Regions from separate parts of the Homo sapiens genome. Here region 1 is linked to region 2. Evidence: read pairs that join two places in POLR2A ChIA-PET (ENCODE). Cell type or tissue: PC-9. All regions are shown on one strand.

What was found. Peaks named below come from ENCODE experiments on the same cell type or tissue, not always from the same donor. Only the 100,000 strongest peaks of a DNase experiment are listed, where the experiment ranks them.
Region 1: POLR2A ChIA-PET joins it to region 2 with 10 read pairs; 2 of 35 experiments call an interaction of 5 or more read pairs at or near these places.

The regions. Positions count from the first base shown.
Region 1 is chr15:50,872,812-50,880,811 of GRCh38, reverse strand. No RefSeq gene overlaps it. Among named protein-coding and RNA genes, the nearest start is that of AP4E1, 32 kb to the left of the region's middle. RefSeq lists an enhancer at 1,607-1,776. In PC-9, CTCF peaks have their summits at 3,509 and 3,712; a DNase peak (open chromatin) is centred at 3,641; H3K4me3 peaks cover 358 bases; H3K27ac peaks cover 1,555 bases.
Region 2 is chr15:50,520,444-50,528,443 of GRCh38, reverse strand. The region is part of intron 6 of USP50 (ubiquitin specific peptidase 50); the gene reads left to right. Among named protein-coding and RNA genes, the nearest start is that of USP50, 22 kb to the left of the region's middle. In PC-9, no CTCF peak of the experiment used is centred here; no DNase peak of the experiment used is centred here.

The DNA of each region.
Region 1 (8,000 bases), 350 kb before region 2:
CAGGAAATGTCTCCATTTGGTAAACTAAGAAATGATGTAACATCCTTGCAAGACATATGACTAAAATCTGAGGTTTCTGTGTGGGCTTTGGCTGTAATTTTGGTTTCTACCAAGGGCTTTAGTCTGAAGAGGAAAGCACTAAAATAAATTGCTACTTGCAAAAAGAAGCTGCTGGTATTTCTTTCCTTTGGCGAAGACCAAAGCTATAGTGAGCTAAATTCATATCATTTATTTTTCATCCAGTATAAAAGTTATATGGGCCAAGACATAACATTTGAGCAGCTGTAGAAGTTTAAAGGGTCAGTGTGACTTAAGTGTATAATGCCCAAGACAAAGAGACACTGTTTTAGGTGTTTGTTTCCTCAAGTCTCTTGTCATAGAGACTCCTCTTGTGTCCAGGGCATAAATAAATCCAAGGCAGAAATATTTAACAGAGGTTGGGAAGAAAGCCTAGAGTAGAAATTGAGACGCCCCGCCCCAGCAAGTCATTTCCTTTGGAAATATAAGGGTTAAGCAGCCTGGAGTCAGGCTAAGAAAGAGGCTTTGGGAAAATTTAGGCCAAAGTGTTAACTCAGGTTTTTCTCACCTTTGTGGATTGAGTCCATTGCTTTTGCCTACAAATGAATAAACTGTTCTTTTTTTTTTTTTTTTTTTTTTTTTGAGATGAAGTCTCGCTCTGTTGCCCAGGCTGGAGTGCAATGGCACAATCTCAGCTCACTGCAATTCCGCCTCCCAGGTTCAAGTGATTCTCCTGCCTCAGCTTCCCGATTAGCTGGGATTACAGGCACCTGCCACCATGCCTGGCTAATTTTTGTATTTTTAGTAGAGACAGGGTTTCACCATGCTGGCCAGGCTGGTTTCGAACTCCTGACCTCAGGCAATCCACCCGCCTCAGCCTCCCAAAGTGCTGGGATTATAGGCATGAGCCACCATGACCGGCCGAAGAAACTGGTTTTCAAAGCAGTATCTCTTGTTTCTGCCTCATGATTTATTTATTCAGTCAGTAAGAGCTGGACCCTGAAAAATGGTGAAGTTGGCTAAACTTATCTTCACATTTTTTCCTTAATCCATTAAAAAAAAATTTTTTTTAAAACAATTTCTCTCACCACACCACACACACACACACACACACACACACACACACACACCCCCAATACCTGGTGCTTTGAAGCCGTAACCTGTCTGTTCACGGCTACCACTTGAACCAGCATCCCAGATTTCCCCCTTTGAACTATTGTAGAGTACAGTCAGAATTTAAAGGAATAAGATCCTAACCCTCATGGTCTGTTACAGACATGATTATCTGATTAGCCCTGATGGGCAACGGCTTGATGCTAGAAATCCTCTCACCTAAGGCAGCCCAGTGGAGTGGACCAATCAGGAACCGAAGGCTTTATTAGCTGTGTGACCTTGGGCAAGTTACATAGATTCTTGGGGTTGAAAGGAACCAATGCTTTAATACATAACACCTCACTGAGGTGTAATCCATCTTCTATGTCATTTTCTTCTGAAAATAACTTCTACTACTTCTTCAGCACTTCCTATGGGCCAGGGCCTAGGCAAAGTATGTGCTATACATTATCACTAGTCCTGAAAGTAACCCAGCAAGTGGTTAGTACCAGTCGCATTTTACAGATGTAGAAAGTGAAACTCGATTGAGTGACATAATTCATCCAAGTAAGTGGCAGAGCCAGGATTCATACCCAATTACCTTTAGTCCCAAAGTTGAAGCTGTGTGATTTTCCTAAGAGATCCAATTCTTACCCTATAATTGAAGCATCATTTTTAATGAGCTAAATTCTGTCTTCCTCTAACTCTGGCTCATCACCCCTCTGGGTATGGTGAGCAAAGTTTGCTTCCTCTTCCACATGCCACTCCTTCAGATATTTGAAGACTACAAACTACTTCGACCACCCTGAAATTGTTCGACTTTTCTTCCTACAAATGTTTAAAGTCCCTTAACTGTCCTGGTGATTCCCCTTCACTTTGTCTCTGTCCCATTTAAAAAAAAAAGAAAAGAAAAAAACCTGAAGCTTAAGATACATACAGAAAACTGCACGAATTATAAATATACTGTGCAATTAACTTTTACACGTGAACACTACTTGGTCAAGAAACAGAAATATTACCAGAACCCTAGAAGTTTATGCTACTTTTTTATCTCTGCCTCCCCCAGAAGTAACCACCATCCTGACTTCTAACATGTGAATTATATCAATAGAATCACACAGTATGCACCATTTTGTATCTGGCTTCTTTTGCTCAACATTGTAAGAGTTATCCATGTCATATTGTGTGTAGCTATACTTGATTCATTCTCATTGCTTTCTGTGTACTTTTTTAAAAACTGGTAAAATAGACATAACATAAAGTTTACCATCTTAACTATTTTCAAGTGTACAGTTCAGTAGTATTGAGTATATTCACATTGCTCTATTACCATCACCACCATCCATCTCCAGAATTTTTTCATCTTCCCAAATCAAAACTCTATACTTTAAGCAATAACTCTCCATTTGCCTCTCCACTGAGCCCCTGGAAACCACATTTTACTTTCTGTCTCTATGAATTTGACTATTCTAGGTGCCTCATATGAATGTAATCATACAGTATTTTCTCTTTTGCAGCTGGCTTATTTTTCACTTAGCATAATGTCCTCAAGTTTCCTCTATGTTGTAGCACATGTGAGAATTTCCTCCCTTTGTAAGACTGAATAATATTCCATGATATGGATATACCACATTTTGTTTGATTCTGTGTATTTTTTTTTTTTTTTGAGACAGAGTCTCACTCTGTTGCCCAGGCTGGAGTGCAGTGGTGCGACCTTGGCTCACTGCAACCTCTGCCTCCCAGGTTCAAGCGATTCTCCTGCCTCTGCCTCAGCCTCCCAAGTAGCTGGGACTAAAGGCATGCGCCACCATGCCTGGCTAATTTTTGTATTTTTTGTACATATAGGGTTTCACCATGTTGGCCAGGCTGGTCTCAAACTCCTGACCTCGAGTAATCCACCCACCTCAGCCTCTCAAAGTGCTGGGATGACAGGCGTGAGCCACTGCGCCCATCCGATTCTGTGTACTTTTTAAAGCATGTTGCCTAAATGGGATTCAGTGTCCCCAGGTCTAGCATAAGCAGGTGCTTTGCACAGTCACCACTGCTCTGATATACTTTTTAAAAATTGCTTCCAAGTCTGGCTCCCCTCTAGACAGAGTGCCCCTTATGTGTTATCCATCTTTGTTTCCCCAGCACCCTACTCCAAGTAGAAACTCAGTGAATGATATCGTTAATAAATGAATGAAAGTATAACAACCCCATGAATTTCCTTTCATTTTACCTCTTGCCTTCTTTAACATCTCTGATTTTGTGACAGACTTGCACTTAACAAGGCTCTTTAACGACCTATTCCAAAGGGTTTTCTAACAAAAACAACAGTAATTTTTAAAAATACATTTTTGTGTTCTGGTTTATGTAACTTCATCTTATGCTCTTGGTATCCCTGTGAGGTAATCTAAGAATGTAAGGCTCTGCACAAGAGATGCCTGCACAAGGATGTAGGAGACGGACTTGCAAAGTGGTTCACTAAGGTATTCTCCGTTAGTAGGAGGTTTGCCAACCGAATTTCTTTCATTCCACATCTGCGATGAGGCAGGGTGAATTGGCAGATTTCCCCAATCCGAAAGGAAGCTGCAATTCCCAACTCAGTCACTAGATGGCTACGTAACTGCATCCAGAGGGGACAGACAAGGAAAACAACTCCGTCCCAGAACCAGAATCCACCCAGAACCAGAATCGTCCCAAAGTGGCAGTAAACCAAATTAGCCTTTTTTTGGGAGCTTTCTAGATGTAAAATGGTTAGGAGGTGCTGAGTATTCTGAAATACACCGTGAGGGCATTACACTGAAAATGCTACTCATTCTGTTCCTGGATAAGTTAAAAGAATAACCGTAATATTTTTATCCTCCATCTTGTGGCTTTTTTTTTTATCTTACTCTTTCCTCTCTTCGTTCTCCCTCATCCATCAGAATTCATAAGAAGGGGCACAAGGGCAAATTTCCTTCTTTTTTTTTTTGTTTTGTTTTGTTTTGTTTTGTTTTGTTTTGAGACGAAGTCTTGCTCTGTCGCCCAGGTTGGAGTGCAATGGCGCGATCAACCTCTGCTTCCCAGCTTCGAGCTATTCTCATGTCTCAGCCTCCCGAGTAGCTGGGATTACAGGCGTGTACCACCATGCCGGGCTAATTTTTGTATTTTTAGTAGAGAAGTGCTTTCACCATGTTAGTCAGGTTGGCCTCGAACTCCTGACGTGAGGTGATCCACCCGCCTCAGCCTCCCAAAGTGCTAGGATTACAGGCGTGAACCACCGCGCCCGGCCTAAGGGCAAATTTTTTATGATCCCATTACTGAAACACACTTAAAATGTATCAAGGGACAGTAAGTTTACAAGTTAATCAGTAGCTCTCCAGGTGGAATTTTTAAAGGAGACCAAGTTTACGGTTTTATGAAAGAAAACACCCTCACAAGTTTCAAGAACATTTGGAAACTTCTGTATCAGATCAGATAAAAATCCATACAAATAGGTATTCTTTCCTTGATAATTGCTGTAACATTATGTGTATATGACTCCAGATGTTTTTTTCTTTTTTATTTTTATTTTTTATTTTTTTGAGACGGTGTCGCCCAGGCTGGAGTGCAGTGATGCGATCTTGGCTCACTGCAACCTCTGCCACCCAGGTTCAAGTGATTCTCCTGCCTCAGCCTCCCGAGTAGCTGGGACTACAGGCACACACCACCACGCCCAGCTAATTTTTGTATTTTTAGTAGAGACAGGGTTTTACCATGTTGACCAGGATGGTCTTGATCTCTTGACCTTGTGATCCACCTGCCTCGGCCTTCCAAAGTGCTGGGATTACAGGATTGAGCCACCGCACCCAGTCCAGGTGTTTTTTTCAAAGTACATAGTAGCATACGTTTCTTTATAAAAATAAAAACTAGCATTTAGAAATAATCTTTACAATTTTATTATAAAAAGAACTATTGATCAAACTGAAGACTGAGCTCTGATTTTTTTATTTTGCCCAAATTCCTACCTAAGGAGTCTAGGAAGTCATGCACTACAAACCATAAATTCTCATCAAATGGGTTTTATTTGACCCTATATATCGTGACACACTTTTCATTCTAACTCTGGCATAACACTATGAGACAAGGAAAAAATATTTAACCCCAAAATATATTTCCTTGCCATACCTTGAAATTGCCCTGCAAAGTGTCTTGTGGGAAAAATCCACATTTCCCTTTTGTTTTCCTTTTCTTTCCAGATCCTGGAGATAATCAACTAAGAGCCAGGCACCCTTTTAGGTCTGATAAGAAACATTTTACAACCTGCTTTCTCTCTGAACTCTGCTATCTGAGAGATTCCTCTGCACTCTGCATAATAAAACCTGGTCTCTATGATCCTTTTTCTTTTCTTTTTTTTTTTTTTTTTTGAGACAGAGTTTCACTCTTGTTGCCCAGGCTGGAGTGCAATGGCACGATCTCAGCTGACCGCAACCTCCACCTCCTGGGTTCAAGCGATTCTCCTGCCTCAGCCTCCCGAGTAGCTGGGATTACAGGCATGTGCCACCACACCTGGCTAATTTTGTATTTTTAGTAGAGATGGGGTTTCTCCATGTTGGTCAGGCTGGTTGCAAACTCCCGACCTCAGGTGATCCGCCCACCTCAGCCTCCCAAAGTGCTGGGATTACAGGCGCAAGCCACCACGCCACAGCCTCTATGATCCTTTTTCTTAACTTGAACATTCCTTTGCATTAACCCCAGGTCTTCAGGTGAACTCAACCAATTGTCAACCAGAAAATGTTTAAATTTACTTATAGCCTGGAAACCCCCGCTTTGAGGTGTCCCACCTTTCGGAACCAAACCAATGTATTTCTTAAATGTATTTGATTGATGTCTCATGCCTCCCTAAAATATATAAAACCGAGCTGTACCCCGACCACCTGGGTCATATGTTCTCAGGACCTCCTAAGGGCTGTGTTATAGGCCATGGTAACTTATATATGGCTCAGAATAAATCTCTTCAAATATTTTACAGGGTTTGACTCTTTTCACCGACAATAATCTGGTGCCCAACATTGGGCCTCGGAGAAGACTCAGGACCCTGAAGGAGTTGCCCAAAACTGGAGCTAAGGTACCAGCAGGAGCCCATTGAAGCCTCACCGAATTCGAGCTTCTCCTTCGGTGGAACTGGGAAGTTCTCCTGAGCCCCAACCTCCTGTTTTGGTTGATGGTCCTTGATTTATTCTAAGCTGATTTTTTCCTCTCTGTCTTTTCTCCTAGGAAGTTGGTTAAAATCTTAATTTTAGTTTCAGAAGTGCATTCAAAAGGATCTTTCTCCATTGCCTTTTCTCTCAAAATTAATCTCAATTGGCTTGTCTGTGCACACTTTGCGTGAGGAACTGAACTGTTGTTTTTCATAAGTAAGTGAGAGACTGAGTTCCTCAGCTCTGAAGTGAAAGGGCATTTTGCTCCTCCCAGCTGAAAGGCACCTCTGGGTGACCGGGGGCCTCGTGGGAGTGTCTGCGGAGGGCGGGGGGCGGGGGGGGTTGATCCCCTGTAATGTGCAGCGGCCCTATAGGAAACTCTCCAACAAATATTAATTTAAAAAGGCTCATCCAGGAAATGCACATAAGGGCTGATCACCCAGCGTCTTGAGCCCTCTCAGAGGTGATAGACCTCTGAAGAGAGAAATTGAGACATGTAAGAGTGTAGAAATAACTCAGTGGTGACACACTGTGGAGTGCTACTGACAGGCAGCACATATCGATCCACCACACAAAAACCTTAGTCCGCAGGTCAGTTCCCTAAAAAAAAAAAAAAACAAAAAAGATAGGAAATAAATCCTCCAAAAAAGAGGAAAGGCAAGGAGAGTGGCCCCCTGTGGGCACTCCAACTGAGTTTATGTTTAATAATTGTGGTGCCTTTACTTGCAATTATTTATGTAAATGGAAAGATCTTACTAAAGATGACCTAGGTTTAAGGTTTCCAAAATAGGGAACTTTGATATTCCTAAATTGGCTTTCCTGCATGCTAGATTAGACAAATTAGGCTCCCAAATCAAAGAAAATGAATGGCAATCGTACTTTAGCTGGCATCTAGAATCATCAAAAAGAGGGAAAGATAAGCTTGCCTTCCTCCAGGAAGTTAATTTAAAAATTTTTGAAACTGTTTCAGAATTTAAAAAAACCAGTAAAAGTCACTTCTGAAATCAGGAAGGCTCCAGAAACTGACTCCCCTTCTGCTCCTCCTGACCCTCTACTCTCTGAACTTCCTTATCCAGACAATTTCATTTTTCCTCCTCCTTTCCCTCCTCCCTTGCCTCAAACCACAGGGGGACCAGAAATAGCTGCAGAAAATAATATAGTAGTTGCTCCTTTTAGAGTAAAACCCATAAGCAGAGGGGATTCTAACATAATATATGCCCCCTGGACCAAATCATAGTTAAGTCCCTGGTATCTGGATTCCTCAATCCGATTGAAGATCCCTTTGGGTTTGCTTAGGAATTCCAGTTAAGTCTTAAGATTTATGACCCAGGGTTCTCTGACCTATATCAGCTGATTCAGTTACTGGTCTCCAAAAACAAAGCTGAAGAATGGTTTAGAGTAGCAGATTGGAAACAGCCTTTAGAAGATTTTGACAAAATAGATGCAACTGGAAGAGAGAAATGCAGAGAGCTCTGCAATCACCTCTGTGACACTGTACCACAGATATTCCCCAAGGTTATAGATTGATAGATTGAGCAAAGGTGCAACAATGTAAAATACACCCAAACGAGATCATGCCTGACTTTTATATCAGGTTTGAAAAGACATTCAAAGAGTTTTCAGGAATACCTCCTGAAAACTTTGAGCACGGTAAAAGTGACAACTTACTCAATTCTGAGTTTATTCAAGGTTTAGATAAAGAGTTAGCAACCCTAATAAAGAAGAATAATGTGACTTGGGCTTCCT
Region 2 (8,000 bases):
GAGCTCAGTGGCTCCCTCTTGTATTAATAATTCCAGCAATTGTGGAGGCTGACGTGGAAGGATCACTTGGGGCCAGGAGTTAGAGACTATAGTGAGCTATGATTGCTCCTCTGCACTCCAGCTTGGATGACAGGGCAAGACTCCATCTCTTAAAAAAAAAAAAGTAATTATGTGCAGTATGGAAATATATGTTTATATAAAACATCACCCCAAACCTCCTATAAATTCTTACTCCTAGGCTGGGTGCAGTGGCTCACGCCTGTAATCCCAGCACTTTGGGAGGCTGAGATAGGAGGATCACTTGAGTCCCGGAGTTCAAGCTAGCAGCCCTGGCAACATGGCAAAACCCCATCTCTAAAAAAAAAAAAAAAAAAAAAACTTAGTTCTTTTAGTAATCAAACTATTATTGGTTAATTAAGGGGTCAAAAGTTGGTTTCGAAAGAGAACTGTGTTTAGAATTTGCTGCAAATTGAAGATTCATCAGAGGTAAGAACTAAGCATCTGTGAGGTTGAGCATGGTGGCTCACATCTATAATCCCAGCACATTGGGAGGCCGAGGCGGGCAGATCACCTGAGGTCAGGAGTTTGAGACCAGCCTGGCAAACATGGTGAAACCCCGTCTCTACTAAAAATACAAAAAAATTAGCTGGGTGTGGTGGCATGCACCTGTAATCTCAGCTACTCAGGAGGCTGAGGCAGGAGAATTGCTTGAACCCAGGAGGCAGAAGTTGCAGTGAGCGATATTGGGCCACTGTACTCTAGCCTGAGCGAGTGAGACTCGGTCTCAAAAAAAAAAAAACAACAATAAAAAACTAAGCATCTTTGAAATTATGATGCATGACAGTAGGAATAAAACCATCTAGAGCTTTGCTACTTAAGGTGTGGTCCTCAGGAGAACCGTAGCATTGGCACCACTTGTTAGAAATAAAGAATCTCAGGCCGGGCATGGTGGCTTACACCTGTAATCCCAGCACTTTGGGAGGCTGAGGTGGGCAGATCATGAGGTCAGGAGATTGAGACCATCCTGACCAACATGGTGAAACCCCATCTCTACTAAAAATACAAAAAAAAATTAGCCAGGCGTGGTGGCATGTGCCTGTAGTCCCAGCTACTCAGGAGGCTGAGGCAGGAGAATCACTTGAACCTGGGAGGCGGAGGTTGCAGTGAGCTGAGATCGTGCCACTGCACTCCAGCCTGGATGACAGAACGAGACTCCGTCTCAGAAAAAAGAAAAAAAAGAATCTCAGGCCCCACCTCAGGCTCATTGGCTTAGAATCTGCATTTTAATATGATCCCTCTGTGGTTTCTGTGCATAATGAAGTTTAAGAAGCATACATCTGTAGACTAGAAGGGAAGGATATCCCTGCACCATCCTTAAAAGAGATTTATCCAGCCTTTGCATGAGCCCTTGAAGAGTTTACTGCTTTACAAGGCAGGCTCTTCATTTGCTAGATTCTTTGTTAGATTTATTTTACGAACACTTACATAGTGTTTATTATGTATCAGGCACTGTTCTAAGCACTTTACAAATAATCAACCATTTAATCCTTATTCTAGCCTACGAGGTAGGCACTCTGTATTATTCCCATTTTACAGAATAGGAAACAGGCACAGAGAGGTTAAATAATTTGCCCCAAATCATACTGCCTACAAAGAGCAGAGCCAAGATCTGAACCCAGGCAGGCTGGCTCCAAACCGTCTTGCTCTCGTCTCTGACATTGTGCTGCCTCTGATTGTTAAACATGTCTATATTGAGCCCAAATCTACCTGCCTCCTTGTAGTGTCTTCCCATTTGTCCTAAATCTGTCCTCTGAAGCAGTGATAGCAATATGTATGTGGCTTACAGTTAACACATGCTTGTACATATGCATTAGCAAACAGAATACCTTTTTTTCTTATACATGTTCCTTCAAATATTTGGAAATGGCAACCATATGCTAACAATATCTAACTCCTTCAACCCTCCTCAAATCATTGGTTTCTAGAAAGAGTGTTTTTTAAAACAATGAAATACTTCAGGCACAGGAATCTGAACGGAGTAAGTATTCATGCTATTTGCCACCTAGGTAAAGAAATAAAATACAGGCCAGGAGCAGTGGCTCACGCCTGTAGTCCCAGCACTTTGGGAGGCTGAGACAGGAGGATTGCTTGAGCTCAAGAGTTGGAGACCAGCCTGGGCAACATGGCGAATCCCCATCTCTACAAAAAAATACAGAAGTTAGCAGAGCATGGTGGTGCATACCTGTGGTCCCAGCTACTCGAGGGGCTGAGGTGGGGGGATCTCTTGAGCCTGGGAGGTTGAGGCTGCAGCGAGCTGAGATAGTGCCACTGCGCTCCGGCCTAAGCAACAGAGAGAAACCCTGCCTAAAATAAAATAATATAATACTGTATAAAAGAAAAGCCCCCTGTGTGTCTTTAATGATCCCGCTCCCTTCCGTTTCCTGATGTAACCATTACCCGAATTCGGTGTATATTATTCCCATGTATTCTTTTCCACAAATGTTTGCATTTTCTGTTTTGCATGTTCTCTAAATGTAGTATCATACTGAACTTATTCTTCTATAGCTGTTTTTTCTCTTCAATGTTATCTTTAATGATATTAATCCATCAATACATTAGCTTTTAAACTCATTAATATTATTTTTAATTGATAAATCAAAATTTTATACATTAATGGGGTGCAATGTGATGTTTTGAGAGATTATATACATATACATATATACATATACATATATACATATATATACATATACATATATAATATACATATATACATATACATATATACATATACATATACACATATACATATATACATATACATATATACATATATACATATACATATATACATATACATATATACATATACATATATACATATATACACATATATACATATATACATATACATATACATATATACATATATATACACACACATACATATATACATATATATACACACACACACACACAAAATGTGGAATGATTAAATCAAGCTAACATATTCCTCACCTCACTTATTTTTTGTGGTGAGGCATTTGAAATTTGCTCAGCTATTTTGAAATACACAATACCTTTTATTTACGATAGCCACTCTGCCACGCAATAGATCTCAAACTTCCTCACTGAAACTTTATACCCTTTGACCAAAAACTCCTGATTCCTCACTCCCCTCCCCAGCCTGTGGTAACCACCATTCTACTCTCTACTTCAGTGAGTTCAATAGATTCCACATATAAGTGAAATCGTGCAGTATTTGTCTTTCTGTGCCTGGCTTATTTCACTTAGCATAATGTCCTCCAGTTCCACCCATGCTGTTGCAAATGGCAGAATTTCCTTTTTAAAGGCTGAATAGTATTCCAAATATATCATGTTTTCTTTATTCATTTATCCACTGACAGACACTTAGTTTGATTCCATATCTTGACTATTGTGAACAATACTGCAATGAGCATGGGCATGTAGATATCCCTTCAATGTATTGATTTCCATTCCTTTGGACGTATATCCACAAGTCAGATTGCTGGTGGTAGGGTTTTTTTTTTGTTGATGTTATTGTTTTTAAAGACTGGGTTTTGCTCTGTCACCCAGGCTGGAGTACAGTGGCACAATCATAGCTCACTGCAGCCTTGAACTCCCAGGCTCAAGCGTTCCTCCCACTTCAGCCTCCCAAGTATCTGAGACTACAGGCATGTGTTACCACACCTGGCTTAGTTTTAGTTGTTTAAATCTTTATACCATTTTCCATAATGACAGTACTAATTTACATTCCCACCAACAAAGTACAGGATTCCTTTATGTCCACATCTTTGCCAACACTTGTTAACTTTCATCTTTTTGATAGTAGCCATTCTAACAGGTGTGAAGTGATAGCTCATTGTGGTTTTAATTTCTATTTCCTTAATGCTTAATGATGTTGAACATTTTTGTCATGAACCCACTGGACATTTGTATGTCTTGAGAAATATCTGTTCTGGTTCTTTGCCCATTTTAAAATCAGCTTATTTGTTTTCTTGCTAATGAGTTGAGTTTCTTATATATTTTAGATATTAACTGCTTATCAGATGTATGGTTTGCAAATATTTTCACCTATTCTTTGTGTTATCTCTTCCCTTTGTTAATTGTTTCCTTTGCTGTGCAGAAGCTTTTACATTTGATGCAATTCCCTTTGTCTATTTTTGCTTTTATTGCCTGTGCTTTTAGGGTTACATCCAAAATAATCATTGTCTAGGCCAACGCTGTGTAGCGTCTCCATGTTTACTTTTAGTTGTTTTATAGTTTCAGGTCTTATATTGAAGTCTTTAATCCATTTTGAGCCGGTTTTTGTTTATGATATAAGGATCCACTTTCATTCTTCTGCCTGTGAATATCCAGTTTTCCTGACACCATTTATTTACTGTCCTTGCCCTATTGTATGTTCTTGGCACCTTTGTGGAAAATCATTTGACCATAAATGCATGGGTTTATTTCTGAGCATTCCATCCTGTTCCACTGGTCTACAGTTCGGTTTTTATGCCAGAACATGCTGTTTTGATTATAATAGCTTTATGTAATAACATATTTTGAAATCAGGGAGTGCGATGCATCCAGCTTTGTTCTTTTGGCCTGATTGTTTTGGCAATTTGAGGTCTTTTGTCATTGCATATAAATTTAAGGATTTTTTTCTATTTCTGTAAAATTTTCATTGGAATTTTGATAGGGATTGCATTGAATCTGTAGATTGTTTTACGTAGTATGGACATTTTAGCAATGTTAATTTTTCAAATCCAAGAACACAGGATATCTTTCCATTTATTTGCATTTTCTTCAGTTTCTTTCTTCAATACGTATAGTCTTCAGTATCTTTCACCTCCTTGGTTAAATTTACACCTAAGTAGTTTTTGTTGTTTTTGCTATTGCAAATGGGATTATTTTCTTAATTTCTTTTTTGGATAGTTTGTCAGTAATGTATAGAAATGCCACTGTAGCCGGATGCAGTGGCTTATACCTGTAATCCCAGCGCTTTGGGAGGCAGAGGTGGGAGGATTGCTTGAGTCCGGGAGTTCAAGACCAGCCCGGACAACATAGGGAGACCCTGTCTCTACATAAAATTAAAAAAAAAATAGCCAAGTATAGTGGTGCACACCTGCTACTCCAGAGGCTGATGTGGGAGGATCGCTTGAGCCCAGGAGGTTGAGGCTGCAGTGAGCTGTGATTTTGCCACTGCACTCCAGCCTGGGTGACAGAGCAAGACCCTGTCTCACCAAAAAAAAAAAAAAAAAAGCTACTGATTTTTATATGTTGATTTTGTATCCTGCAACTTTATGGAATTCATTTCAGTTCTAACAGTTTTTTGGTGGAGTTTTTAGGGGTTTCTCTATATAAGATCGTGTCCTCAGCAAACAGAGAATTTCACTTTTTCTTTTCCTATTGGCGTGCCTTTTATTTCTTTCTCTTGCCTAATTGCTCTGGCTAGGAATTCCAGTACTATGCTGAAAAGAAGTGGTGAGTGGCTGGATGTGGTGGCTCATTCCTGTAATCCCAGCACTTTGGGAGGCCGAGGCAAGTGGATCACTTGAGGTTAGGAGTTCGAGACCAGCCTGGACAACATGGTGAAAACTTGTCTTTACTAAAAATACAAAATAATTAGCCTGGCGTGGTGGCACACACCTGTAGTCCCAGCTACTCAGGAGGCTGAGGCAGGAGAATCACTTGAATCCAGGAGGTGGAGGTCTGCACCATTGTATTCCAGCCTGGGTGACAGAGTGAGACTCTATCTCAAAAAATAAAATAAAAAATATGATGTTGAACTTGATTTGCTACTATTTTGTTGAGGATTTTTGCATCTATGTTCATCAGGGCTCTTGCCTTGTAATTTTCTTTTCTTGTACTGTCCTTGTCTGGCTTTAGTATCAGGGTATTGCTGGCCTCATAAAATTCTCTCTGGTTCAATTTATTGGAAGGGTTTGAGAAGGATTGGTACTAGATCTTCTTTAAATGTTGGGTAGAATTCAGCTGTGAAGTAGTCTGGTCCTGAGCTTTTCTTTGATGGGAGACTTTATTACTAATTCAATTTCATTGTAATTGATCTATTCTGCAACCTTCTCCTGGGCTCAACTGATCCTCCCACCTCAGCTTCCCTAGTAGCTGGGACTACAGGCACATGCCACCATGCCTGGCTAATTTTTGTATCTTTTGTAGAGATGGGGTCTCACTATATTGCCCAGGCTGGTCTTAAACTCCTGGGCTCAATCAAGCCACCCACTTGGCCTCCCAGACTGTTGGGATTACAGGCATGAGCCACCATGCCTTGCCTTTTCAGATTTCCTATTTCTCCATAATTCAGTCTTAGTAGGTTGTATGTACCTAGGAGTTTATACATTTCTTCTAGACTATCCAATTTGTTGATGTATAATTGTTTATAGTAGTTTCTTAGGATCCTTTATATTTGTGTTATGAATTGTAATGTGTCCTCTTTTGTTTCTGCTGTTTTTTGAGATGGAGTCTCGTTCTATTGCCCAGGCTGGAGTGCAGTGGTACGATCTTGGCTCACTGCAATCTCCGCCTCCTGGATTCAAGTGATTCTCCTGCCTTAGCCTCCCAACTAGCTAGAACTACAGGTGTGTGCCACTATGCCCAGCTAGTGTTTTTATTTTTAGTAGAGATGGGGGTTTCACTGTGTTGGCCAGGCTGGTCTTGAACTCCTGACCTCAAGTGATCCACCTGCCTTGGCCTCCCAAAGTGCTGGGATTACAGGCATGAGCCATTGTACTCGGCTTCATTTCTGATTTTGAGTTGTCTTTTTTTCTTAGTCTAGCTAATAGTTTGTCAATTGTGTTTATCTTTTAAAAAAACAACTCTTAGTTTCATTGATTTTGTTGTTGTTGTTTTTCTAGTCCTTGTTTATTTCTGCTTTGATCTTTGTTATTTCCCTCCTTCTGCTAATTTTGGGCTTCGTCTGTTCTTTCTCTAGTGCCTTGGGATGTAATGTTAGATTGTTGAGATCTTCTTTTTCTGAAATTGTTTTTAAAATTAATACATAATAATTGTACATACAAGGTACATGTGGTATTTTGATACATGTATACAATATGTACTGATCAAATTGGGATATTTTGGCTGGGCATGGTGGCTCACACCTGTAATCTCAGCACTTTGAGAGGTCAAGGCTAGTGGATCACCTGAGGTCAGGAGTTCAAGACTAGCCTGGCCAGTGTGGTGAAACCCCATCTCTACTAAAAATACAAAAATTTGCCAAGCTTGGTGGCGGGCGCCTGTAATCCCAGCTACTCGGGAGGCTGAGGCACGAGTATCACTTGCACCAGGGAGGTGGAGGTTGCAGTGAGCTGAGATGGCGCCTTTGTACTCCAGCCTGGGCAACGGAGCAAACCTCCATCTCAAAACAAACAAACAAAAGAACCAAATTGGGGTATTTAAGGTTTCCATCACCTCAAACCTTTATCATTTCTTTGAGTTGGAAATATTTCCAATCTTCTAGCTATTTTGAAATATACAAATAATATGCAGTTATTGTCAACTATAGTGACTCTATTATGCTGTCAAACACTAGAACTTATTCCTTCTATCCACGTTTGTATCTATTAACCAGCCTCTCTCTTTATCCTCCCCAAGTTGTTCCCAGCCTCTGGTAACTATCTCTTTACCTCCATGAGATGAACTTTTTTTAGGCCTCACATATGAGTGAGAACATGCAACATTTGTTTTTCTGTGCCTGGCTTATTTCACTTAACATGACGACCTTCAGTTCCATCCATGTTACTGCAGATGATGAGATTTCATTCTTTTTAGGAATGAAGAATATTCCTTTTTTTTGGCGGGGGCGGGGAAGAGACAGAGTCGGCCAGTTGCAGTGGCTCACACCTGTAATCCCAGCACTTTGTGAGGCCAAGGCAGGCAGATCACTTGAGCCCAGGAGTTTGAGACCAGCCTGAGCAACATAGTGACACCCCGTCTCTACAAAAAATAAACATTAGCTGGGTATTGTGGCATGTGCC